Regions from separate parts of the Homo sapiens genome. Here region 2 is linked to region 1. Evidence: chromatin loops called from intact Hi-C (ENCODE). Cell type or tissue: Caco-2. All regions are shown on one strand. Links, peaks and the distances in the headings refer to the core of each region. The heading gives the core; the rest is flanking DNA. Region 1 overlaps AGBL3 (AGBL carboxypeptidase 3). Region 2 overlaps AGBL3 (AGBL carboxypeptidase 3).

Region 1 (5,390 bases), core at 335-5,334:
GGGATGTTTCTGTCATGCCTGTGCACGGATTGGAGAGATGAGGCTATAAGCTTTACTTGGAAAAGCAAAAATGAATTTGGGAATGGACACATACAGAAATATTAAAATCTATATATACTAAAATATATACTCTTCAGTTTCATAAACATCCATTAAAGGAAAAAGCAGAGAGTGGGAAAAAGACAAAGGAGCAGAAAGAGAAAATGAAAGAGGAAAAGAGGAAAAAAGGAGAAAGGCAGAAAGTGGTAAAAGAAGATAAAGATACACTAAGAAGACAGACCTACAAGGAGGAAATAAGGAGAAAGAGACAGAGAGCCACAAAGAGCAGGACTACAGCTCACAGCCATTCCGGCATAGCCTCCATCTGTGACTTCACTCTGTGTATGAGTTTGTGCCTGGGACACCGTCATGCCCTTTGGAATTGTTTAGAATTGCTAAAGCTTCAGGAGCCAAGCAAATGCTGCAAGTGCCTCCATTTAAGCCCATGTGGCTACTGAACACTTGAAATGTGGCTGATCTCAATTCAAATGTCTGTAAAGATAAATGCACACCAGATTCTGAAGACTTTGGACAAAAAGAATGTGAAATATTCTGGATATATTTGGGTTAAATAAAATCCATTTTTAAAGTTAATTTCATTTTCTTCTTTTTGCCTTTTTAAATGTGGCTACAAGCAAATTTAAAATTACATTATGTGGCTCATGTTATATTTCTGTTGGAATGTGCTGTTTTCTAACATTGTGAGTCTCCTCATTAAAATTAAGGTTGGCAAAGTAAGTTTGCTAATGTCTGAATCCCCCAAACTGCTAAAAACATACCAATATGCTGGACTTTTTCATCGATGACTTCACAATGGTATGGCCACCGTGTTGGGCTCAATGGACCAGAAGAAGAGACACCATATAAATCCCTTGGTTCACGAAGACGTGGCACCCATCTCCCTAGCTGATATTCTAATAGTATCTGTGTAGTCCGGGGGAAGAAGGGATCACCAAAAGAGTCAGCTGAGAAAAAGATTCAAACACAATCATGAGTGGGAAGAAGAAAAATACCAACTCCTGTAATTTTTATATAGTTCCTTTTTTCCTTTCAACACTATTCAATGTGTGGGTATCATTATAAATGTTTTATAATTCATGGCACTGTTTATAAAAGTACTAATGAAATTTTGTGATGATTGATCTTCACAGTAGCCAAAAGATAGTTGACTTTTATACTATTAATTTATTCTAAAAGCTCACTACTGGTTTAAAAACATGTTTCTCGTAGCTTTTCTAGCAAATCATCTACTTTGACTCTTCTTAAATGTAGTCACACTATTTGTCTAACGAGTTAAATACAGTGATGAACTATAATTCCTCACCACTTCCTGGAACTGTATTCTCAAGGTTTGCTAGTGAACTCAGTCACAACTTTTTCTCAGTTCTCCTTCTAGAGCTACTGTGTGATACAATGCCAGGAACACAATTCACATAGACTAGTATGGGGCCACGCCAAGCAGGCTGTGCAGTGATCTGGTGTTTTGGTGTGATACTGTACGGCATCAATTTGACGTTGATGGTCACCCTCCTTAAGCGCACTTCTCTTATGATACATTTCCTGGGTTTCCCCCTCCCTTCCACATATTTGGTTTTCCATTTGTCTCACTGACTCCTCTTGCTCTTTCACCTCTGAAATGTGGCTTTTTGCCGAGATTTAGTTCTTGGTTATTTTTGTACAACAGCTGATACAGCAACTGGACTAGAGCTCAGATAACTGGATTCCTTCCCTTTTACCACTTTGTTTTTGTATGACTTTGTTTGGGCAAGGCAGCCTCTTTGAACATAAATCTTACTACAGGTCAATAACTAATAATATCACCTGCCCTAGTTACTTATCAGGATTGTTCTATAGACTCATTCATTCAACAGATGCTTATCATGCATCTACTATGTGCTAAAAACTATATACAGACAATTGCCATACAGGGTGAAAAAAACAATGTCCCTGCCATCATGAGCTTACACTGTAGTAGGGCATATATAAATAGGAAAACAAGATAATTTCAGTGATCATAAATGCTACAAAAATAAAAAACAGAAATATAAATGAAGATTAGAAATGGGAAAGTGGGAGTAAGAATGCTATTTTAGATAGGGTGGTCAGGCAAGATTTCTCTGAAGAGGTAACATGTGAGCTGACACCTAAATAATGAACTCAGCCCCGGAGTAAAGACTGTTGTGGCTGGACACACTCTAACAAAGCTGAAAGGCAAGCCTCAAAGTAATGAAACTGATCCACAAGCAAAACAACTGCTTATCAGGACAAAGTCCAACATTCTTTAACTGAATACAACAAAATCCAGCAACCACATGTAAAATTTGCAAGTTTGTCATTCACCCAAAAGTTAATGAACAAGAGTTCTAGTCCTGCTGTGGCAACATAAGTCTTATAAAGGCCTTCTCTCTCACTAATTCCAACTAAACTCTAGATAAAATACAAAAACATAACTATCTGAAGAATTTGAAAAGTAAACAAGAGCAGACTGTAGAGTTAATACTTAGAGAAGCACCCCCACAGGAAGGTGAGTCCAGCCCCTTGTTTGCTCTGGCCTGCTGAATGGCAGGCCTCATGCACAGAGAAGTGTGGTGGTGCAAATGGCTAAATCTCAGATAGAAACTGAGTCTTTTTTTTTTTCTGTTTACTAAAGTTTGGAGTTATTTTTTATTATAAATGTTTGATTCCAAAATGCTTGAGAGTAGCCTTTTCTTTTTCTCTTGAGCAGAATAATTTAGTCACACCACCCTAACAATGATAATATCCTATTTAGTGATTACCTACTATGTGCCAGACCCAGTGCTTGGAAGAGATACAAACATTGATAAGACAGCCTCTGAGATCAAGGCGTTCTCAGTACAGACAGAAAGAAGGAAGGGTTAGGTGATATGATATGGCAAGGGCAACCATGCAGGCATATACAGGATGTCATGGGAGAACATGGTGGGGTGGTCAGTAGTGTAGAGGTTGAGAAATTCTGGCCTAGACTAAGAAATGACAATATGTACACATACAAGAAAACAAACAAAAAAAATTCCTTCTCCAAATCAGAAACCCAGTCTTTCTTAACAGAAGACCCAGGAAAAGGGGTCCTTACAGTGTGGAGGGAATCTGAAGGGAAGAAAGCAACCAGAGAAAGGTATCTCCTAATCCTGTGTATGAGTGCACAAAAGTCTCATCCTAATCCCTGAGCTATGCAAGCAGACACACTCTCAGAGACTATGAAAACTTAACTGAAATTTTAACCAACCCCCCCCCCACCCACACACAAATGTCTCAGCTCAATCCCTGAATTACACATGTGCAAGATAGTCCCAAACCAATACAAGGAAAACTTAAGAGAACTAAACAGGACTTTGAACCATCTATACAAGTCTCAAAACCCCTGAACTACACTGGCATGGGAAAGAACCAAATAAGCATAGCAAAGGCTTACAGATCAGAACTGAGATCTGAATTATCCACAGAAGGGGCACCAGAACTTATTGCTTCAACCTAACTGGATTGATTGCCTGCTAGAAGAAATACACTGACCCAGAATCTACACAGCATAGCATGAATAATGGAAAACCAGGAGTAGGACCAGTTCTCAGGGCAAAAGGCAATCAACAAATGTTAACATCAAGATAACCCAGATGTTAAAACTATCAGACAAGAACTTTAAAGGAGTCATTACAATTATGCTCCATGAGGTAAGGGAAAAGCACACTTGTACTGAATTAAAACCTAAGAATTATTGGCGAAGAAATAACACATTGCTGGGAATGCAAAAGGATATAGCCACTTTAGAAAACAGATACAGTTTCTCATACAGTATATAGTTAGCATATAACCCAATAATACTATTCCTAGGGATTTACCCATGAGAAACAAAAACATGTTCACACAAGGACTTGTACAAAAATATTCATAGGAGCTTTATTTGTTACAGCCCCAAACTGAAAATAATTTAAATGAGCATGAATGGATGGCTAAATGGAGAAATTTTGATCTATTCACATAATGGAATACCTCTCAACAATAAAAAGGAACTACTGATATATGCAACAACATGGATAAATCTCAAGAGTATTATGCTAAATGAAAGAAGACAGAAAACACAAAATGTATGATTCTGTTTTGTGAAATTCTAGAAAAGCCAAATATAGGGGAGGGAACGCAAATCACTGGTTGCCTGGAGCCAGGGGTGAAGCCTGGAAGGAGAGGATCTACTGCAGAGACACAGGAACACTTAGGGGTGATTAAATGTTTTACATCTTGCTTTTGGTAATGTTCTAAACAAAGGAAGCAACATAAAGGGATTAGTATAAATGGGCAATTCAGACCAACTAAGAATATGAGTAGATAATAAGCCTATAGAAGTAATTCTCAATTTTTCTAGCAATCCCAGAAATGCTAGTTAAAGGAGTGAGTTATCTCCTGTTTTCTAATAGCTTGGCAAAATTTAAAAAACAGAAAAGGGTAGCAGGGAAATGTCCACAAAACAGTACTATAAAATTTCTATGCCTATGGGTATAGATATGTGTATATGCAAAGAAGTTCTAGAATGATACACACCAAACTAAGAATGGTGGTTATTTCAAACAGGAAGATTTATTTTAGGATGGTGGCAAAAGACAAAAGAAAAAAAAAAAGATAAAGGCCTTAACTCCAATTTCAGAGTATTTGTGACACATATGTAAATATTTAGTAGAGATATCTTAGAGTTTGAAAGTACAATTCTAAGTATAAATCTTTAAAAATTAAGTATACATCAAGATGTCCACACACATGTTCAGTTGCAAATGAATGACTTTATTAATGAGACTCTTTAGACAATGTACTTCGTTTAAATGAAGATGTACTTCTAACATAATCTGTCCGTTATAACTTGAGTCATACAGTCAATACATTTAAACAAATGACAAGGTAAATCCTTATGTTAAATATAAGATAATCACCACTTTCATTTATTATTTTCTAATATAAAATAGGCTTACCTAAAACAAACCTGAAAAGTTTGAACTCTGCAAGTAGATACAGTTCTCTTTCACAATCTACTAGAATAATCATTCCCTATATTATTCAATCTGACTTTTTAGTTTCCTCATCTTCTTTTTTATCCATTCAAAGTTTTATGCTAAACAAAAACTATATGAATAGGTTCAAACCTGTTAAAAGTGCACACCGATGAAGATCTTCACTTACAAATTTCATGAACATATCCTCATCCTAAAATAAGAATTTAAAAATATTTCTCTTTTAAAAACCAACAGTTTTCAAATCCAGAATTTTTTTACATCTATTTTAGTACTTGGGATTGAGTATATGTCTTTAACCTTTAATAAACGAGAAAATTAAAGGATTATTATCAG
Region 2 (5,390 bases), core at 132-5,131, 100 kb before region 1:
ACTTGTATGCTCCTTTCTGGTGACATATTTTTGAGTTCTGAGTCAGTCTTATTTCTTCCCAAATGTCATTTTTTACCATACACGTCTTTGTCACAACCTACATATAATATCAAATAACTCAGGTACATGTCTAAGGAGGATATCTTCTTCCATTTCCATAAAGTCAGAAGTCTCATTCAGTGCTTCTGTATGTTTTCAGGAAATTAAAAAGTGACCCCAAACTTTTATTATAAAAGCCTCAATGTCACAGGCTAGCAAATCATACCCTTCACAGTACAACATATGGAAGACATTTAGTGGGTAAGATCTTTTCATTTTCTTTGATAAGAAGTTCACAGACTGAATGAAACATGCCAAAATTTACATTTTCATTGCCAATAATGCAGATTGATGAGCAAAGTCTAGTTAGTTTTTGGACAAAATATTAGCTAGCAATATTTGGTTTTATGTTTTCTTTGGTTTCATTAAAATATTCATAGAAATCAAGATTATTTGAAACCTCACTTTTCAAATCAAAGTACCTAAAAGCCATGGGGATTTTTTCTTTTGTTGCCATGATTCAGTGTATCACTTGATACACTGTAGAAAACATTATTGTTGGTAAGATCTGACAAAATGAGCTCTACCCTTTAAGAGGCCAACACATCTTTTACAAAATTTTCCCTTTGTTGACCGACGGGATATTTTAGTCGTAACCTTTGAACCAGGAAATGTAATTTTACTTTGTTTCATCAAGCAATCAAGGGAATGAATGATGTGATAAGCATTCATTTGTTGATGTGATAAGCATTCATTTGGGTGGTATGCCCAAGCAAATTCACCAGTTATTATGTTCAACTGAGCATTGGTATCTTCTTGGGTCATAAAAACACTTTCAATTGATTTAGAAGTACTTGCTTGTCTCTTCCAGGACTCCTGAGATTCAGTCTTCATATGTGCTTTCACATCCTTTCCTTTATAATGCACAATCCCAAATTCTTTTCTGCATATTTTGTCATATGCTCTATTTTGCGTATCTTCCTAGTTGTATATGTTCTTCCGCCAGTCATTAAAAGAATAGCCATGTATGTCCTTCCTTCTTCCCTTTTTCTTTCTTTCTTTCTTTCTTTCTTTCTTTCTTTCTTTCTTTCTTTCTTTCATTCTTTCTCTTTCTTTCTTCTCTTTCTTTCTTCCCTCTTTTTCTTTTTTGGTGATGTTCTATTTTGGGTATCTTCCTAGTTGTATAAGTTCTTCCACCAGTCATTAAAAGAATAGCCCTATCTATCTATCTATCTATCTATCTATCTATCTATCTATGTATCTATCTATCTATCTATCTATCTTTCTTTCTTTCTTTCTTTTTCTTTTTGTTTTTTTCTCTTTTTCTTTTTTGGTGATGTTCTATTTTGGGTATCTTCCTAGTTGTATATGTTCTTCCACGAGTCATTAAAAGAATAGCCATATATATCTCTTTCTTTCTTTCTTTCCTTCCTTCCTCCCTCCCTCCCTTCCTTCCTTCTCTGTCTGTCTGTCTGTCTGTCTCTCTCTTTCTTTCTTTCTTTCCTCTTTTTCTTTTTTGGTGACATTTGGGCCATGCTGGCATTGGTATTATACTCATTCTCTTTTCATTGTCTGAACTCTTAGGAAACATGATCCCAATATACACAACACTGAAATTAAGTTAGTGCTATCTCAATGTAAGCAAAACAGTTAACTCACAGGTAAAGTCAAAGATTAATTTTTTTTTTTTGAGAGAGAGTCTGTCTCTGTCACCCAGCCTGGAGTGCAGTGGCATGATCTCAGCTCACTGCAACCTCCGCCTCCCAGGTTCAAGCAATTCTCCTGCCTCAGTTTCCCAAGTAGGTGGGACTACAGGTATGTGGAACTACACCCAGCTGATTTTTGTAGTTTTAGTAGAGACAGGGTTTCACCATGTTGGCCAGGCTGATCTTGAACTCCTGACCTCAGGTGATCTGCCTGCCTCAGCCTCCCAAAGTGCTGGGATTACAGGCGTGAGCCACTGTGTCCTGCCCAAAGATGAATTGTTAGCACTCCAGATTGCAACACACTTAAGTTGCACTTCAGTACCCCCGTCCACTCAGAGTGATGCTCCCCTGGATGATCCATTATTGTGAGCAGCAAAAATCATGGTTGCCAACATCAGCAGTCAAGGGGAAAAAAAGTGACAGTGACTTTGAATGGTGGGTAATCTATGATGTATCCAATTAGCACAAAAAACAGTGTTGCTTCCATTTTCTATTTTGGGGAACTGAAAGCAAAGATAACATATGGCTTTTGTATTTTCTTGCCTTTTAAAATGCTTTAAAATCTTTTGTTGGTCACAGGACAGTGGGTAACAAAAACTGAAGTTAATAGGCCTTTACTATGGGGTTTTATATTAATCTGACAAGGAATTGGACTGTTTAATGTTTGCTGTAGCCACTAGTATCAAAGGCTTGGAATTCCTCTAGGATATTTGTTTTTGTCTCTCCTGTTGTCTTTAGGATTTCCAAAGAACGACTTATCAGATAGAATCTGTCTTTCTTGCTGCTTTATCAGCTGTAAACCACTGTTATTATACTGGAGTCATGTTGGTGTGGTGGTAAGGTATGGGGGAGAGGAAGTATCCTATAAACTTATTTTTAAATCTCAGTCTAAGTGGGCCTGTGTTCCTGGGCTATGACCTTAATAAGTGTTTCTTAGCTTTTCTTCCTCCAACCCTCCAGTGAGACAGGAAGACTAGAGGAGGCTGGAGTTGCAGAAATATCCCTCCCCGAAAATAGGATAAGGTTCTGGTAAAGACTGTTCACCTTGTGAACTTAGCAGAGTTCCAGGCTTAACATGAGTGACTCTATCTTGGGCTACTTACTCCATGTTGAACTGCTGATGAACTGTGAGACCAACAAGGGAACTATGAAAACCAAGTTCCTTTGCAAACATCTGTGCTCTCAACAATACAAGGAAACTGATCCCAGTCTTTAAGGGATTCTGTATATAATTTTTCCTTGCCAGCTGTTGCAAATGCACCATTCTACTAATGATTAAAGCCTTCTTTGTTTGGTAAACCAATGAAAAATCTGACAAACAACTTATGTAATCTGAATAAATTCCTATAAATGTAAGGCCTCTTGCTCCTCTTGGGTGGTATGGTCTCTGACTACTACCCAGGTTGCAATTCCTATTCTGAATAAATGCTTCATTTGTCTCTAACCTATTGATTTTCTCCTTTTAGAGTTAACACCCTAAGAGAGTAGGCCCTTGTTACGGAGAATGCTCTGGGTGTATTTCACAATGTTTACTCTTCTTCTCCCCTTTCCAGAGCAACTAAGAGGTCTTTCTTGGCTCTATGAGAACCTGGTGGGATTCCTGAAGATAAAGTCCACAAAAATGAAGCTCCAGACAAGACTATGGCCACCAGGAGTTTCTCACTTTCAAGCTAGTGCGCACTCAGCCTCTGGCAATTTGTTAAAATCACTGTTTAAGTGTTCCTACCAGTTTATGATTCTAGCAGCTTCTGCCTCAGACAAGCAGATCTCAGCAGTGACTCCCTGGATTCGTCTGTCTCTTCAGATTTCAGGGTAGTAGTTTACTTGTCAGCCTCAGTTCTCTGATGGATCCAATAAGTTGCTGATTTTTAGTTTGTTCAGCTTTTTTGTTGTTGTAAGGACAGGAATGTTGACTTTCAAGCATTATTCATGTTGCAGCTAAAACGAGAAGGCCCCTTATTATCTGTTTAAATAGTAAGTCTATATTTTCTTCTAAGAGTAGTTTTAACTCCTACATTTGTTTCTGTGATCCATTTTTTATTATTTTTAGTGTATGGTATAAGGAACACGGCCAACTTCATTCTTTTGCATGTGGATATCCAGTTGTCCCAGTACCATTTGCTGAAAAGACTATTTTTTTTCCCCATCCAATTGTCCTGGCATCTTTGTTGAAAAATCAATTGAAATATATATAAAGGTTTATTTACATATTTTCAATCCTATTTCATTTATCTATATGTTTACCCTTAGGCCAGTACCACACAGTCTCAATTACTATAGCTTGGTAGTCAGTTTTGAAATCAGGAATCCTTAAACATTGTTCTTTATCAAAATTGCTTTGGTTATTCTGGGTCCCTTGTATTTCCATATAAATTTCAGATTTGGTTTGTTAGTTTCTGCACAAAAGGTAGCTGACATTTTGATAGGGATTGCACTGAATCTATCAATTTGAGGAGTATTGCCATCTAGCAATATTAAATCTTCTGATCCATGACCAGAGTTATCTTGCCATTTATTTAAAGCTTCTTTAATACAGTTCAACTGTGTTTTTTGTAGTTTTCAGTTTATAAGTCTTGTACTTCTTTTGTAAAATTTATTCCTAAGTATTTTGTTCTTTTTGATGCTAATGTAAATGGAATTGTTTTCTTAATTTCATTTTTTAAATGTTCATTGCTAGTGTATAGAGATACAATTGATTTTTATAACAGGTTTTTGAGATGTAATTCACATACCATACAGTTCATTCATTACAACTGATTTTTGCCTATTGATCTTTTATCCTGCAACCTTGTTGAACTCATTTATTAGTGCTAATAGTGTGGCGTGTGTATGTGTGTGTGTGTGTTCCTTCGGATTTTCTATATACAAGAACATATATCCTACAAATAGAAATGGCTTCGCTTTTTTCTTTCTAATTTGGATGCCTTTTTTTTTTTCTTGCCTTATTGCCCGGCTGAAGCCTTCATTATAATGTTGAATAGAAGTGTTGAGAGTGAATATCCCTGTCTTGTTCCAGGTCTCAGGGAGAAAAGCATTTAGTCTTGCACTACCAACTATGACATTAGCTGCAGGATTTTTGAAGATGGCTTTTTTTTTTTTAGTAGAGGAAGATTCTATCTTTCCTAATTTGTTGAGTGTCTCTTTTTTAATCATGAAAGAATGTTGGATTTTGCCAGATACTTTTTCTGCATCTATTGAGATGACCATGTGCCTTTTTCTTTATATTCTATTAACATGGTATATTATATTGTTTAATTTTCATAATTTCGTATGCTAAACTAACCTTGCATTTCTGGGATAAATCCTATTTGGTCATTGTGTATAATCCCTTTTGGTTTGCTAGTATTTTCTCTTACTTTTTCATTCTAATTCTTAATAGATATAGAAGTTGGTTAAAAAAAAAGTTCAATTTATTTGGCCCCTGAAATCTTAACAATTACCTTTTCTGAGAAACCTTTTCTGATTTGCTCCTACCCACAAACAACTCCGATGTAACCCCATAACACAATAAGTAGCATTTGTTTCATATTACTATGTCTATTTACTTGTCACCCACTCTGCTATATTTTATTTACCATTGTACCCAAGTGTCTGGCACAACCACTTACTATTACAAGTTGGGACTTCTGGGAAGCAGAGAAACAT

What was found. Hi-C counts contacts between places; a loop is a spot of excess contacts. Peaks named below come from ENCODE experiments on the same cell type or tissue, not always from the same donor. Only the 100,000 strongest peaks of a DNase experiment are listed, where the experiment ranks them.
Region 2: it touches region 1 in a loop (10-fold over the local background); 4 of 110 quality-filtered maps call a loop at or near these places.

The regions. Positions count from the first base shown.
Region 1 is chr7:134,989,107-134,994,496 of GRCh38, reverse strand. AGBL3 (AGBL carboxypeptidase 3) reads right to left here. Exons shown (of 17, transcript NM_178563.4): 3 at 5,187-5,247; 4 at 819-1,004. Among named protein-coding and RNA genes, the nearest start is that of AGBL3, 5.3 kb to the right of the region's middle. RefSeq lists an enhancer at 2,999-3,048. In Caco-2, for the core only: no CTCF peak of the experiment used is centred there; DNase peaks (open chromatin) are centred at 2,276, 2,586 and 2,946.
Region 2 is chr7:135,092,491-135,097,880 of GRCh38, reverse strand. All of the region lies in intron 15 of AGBL3 (AGBL carboxypeptidase 3), which reads right to left. It also overlaps a transcript of CYREN not described here. Among named protein-coding and RNA genes, the nearest start is that of TMEM140, 53 kb to the left of the region's middle. In Caco-2, for the core only: no CTCF peak of the experiment used is centred there; no DNase peak of the experiment used is centred there.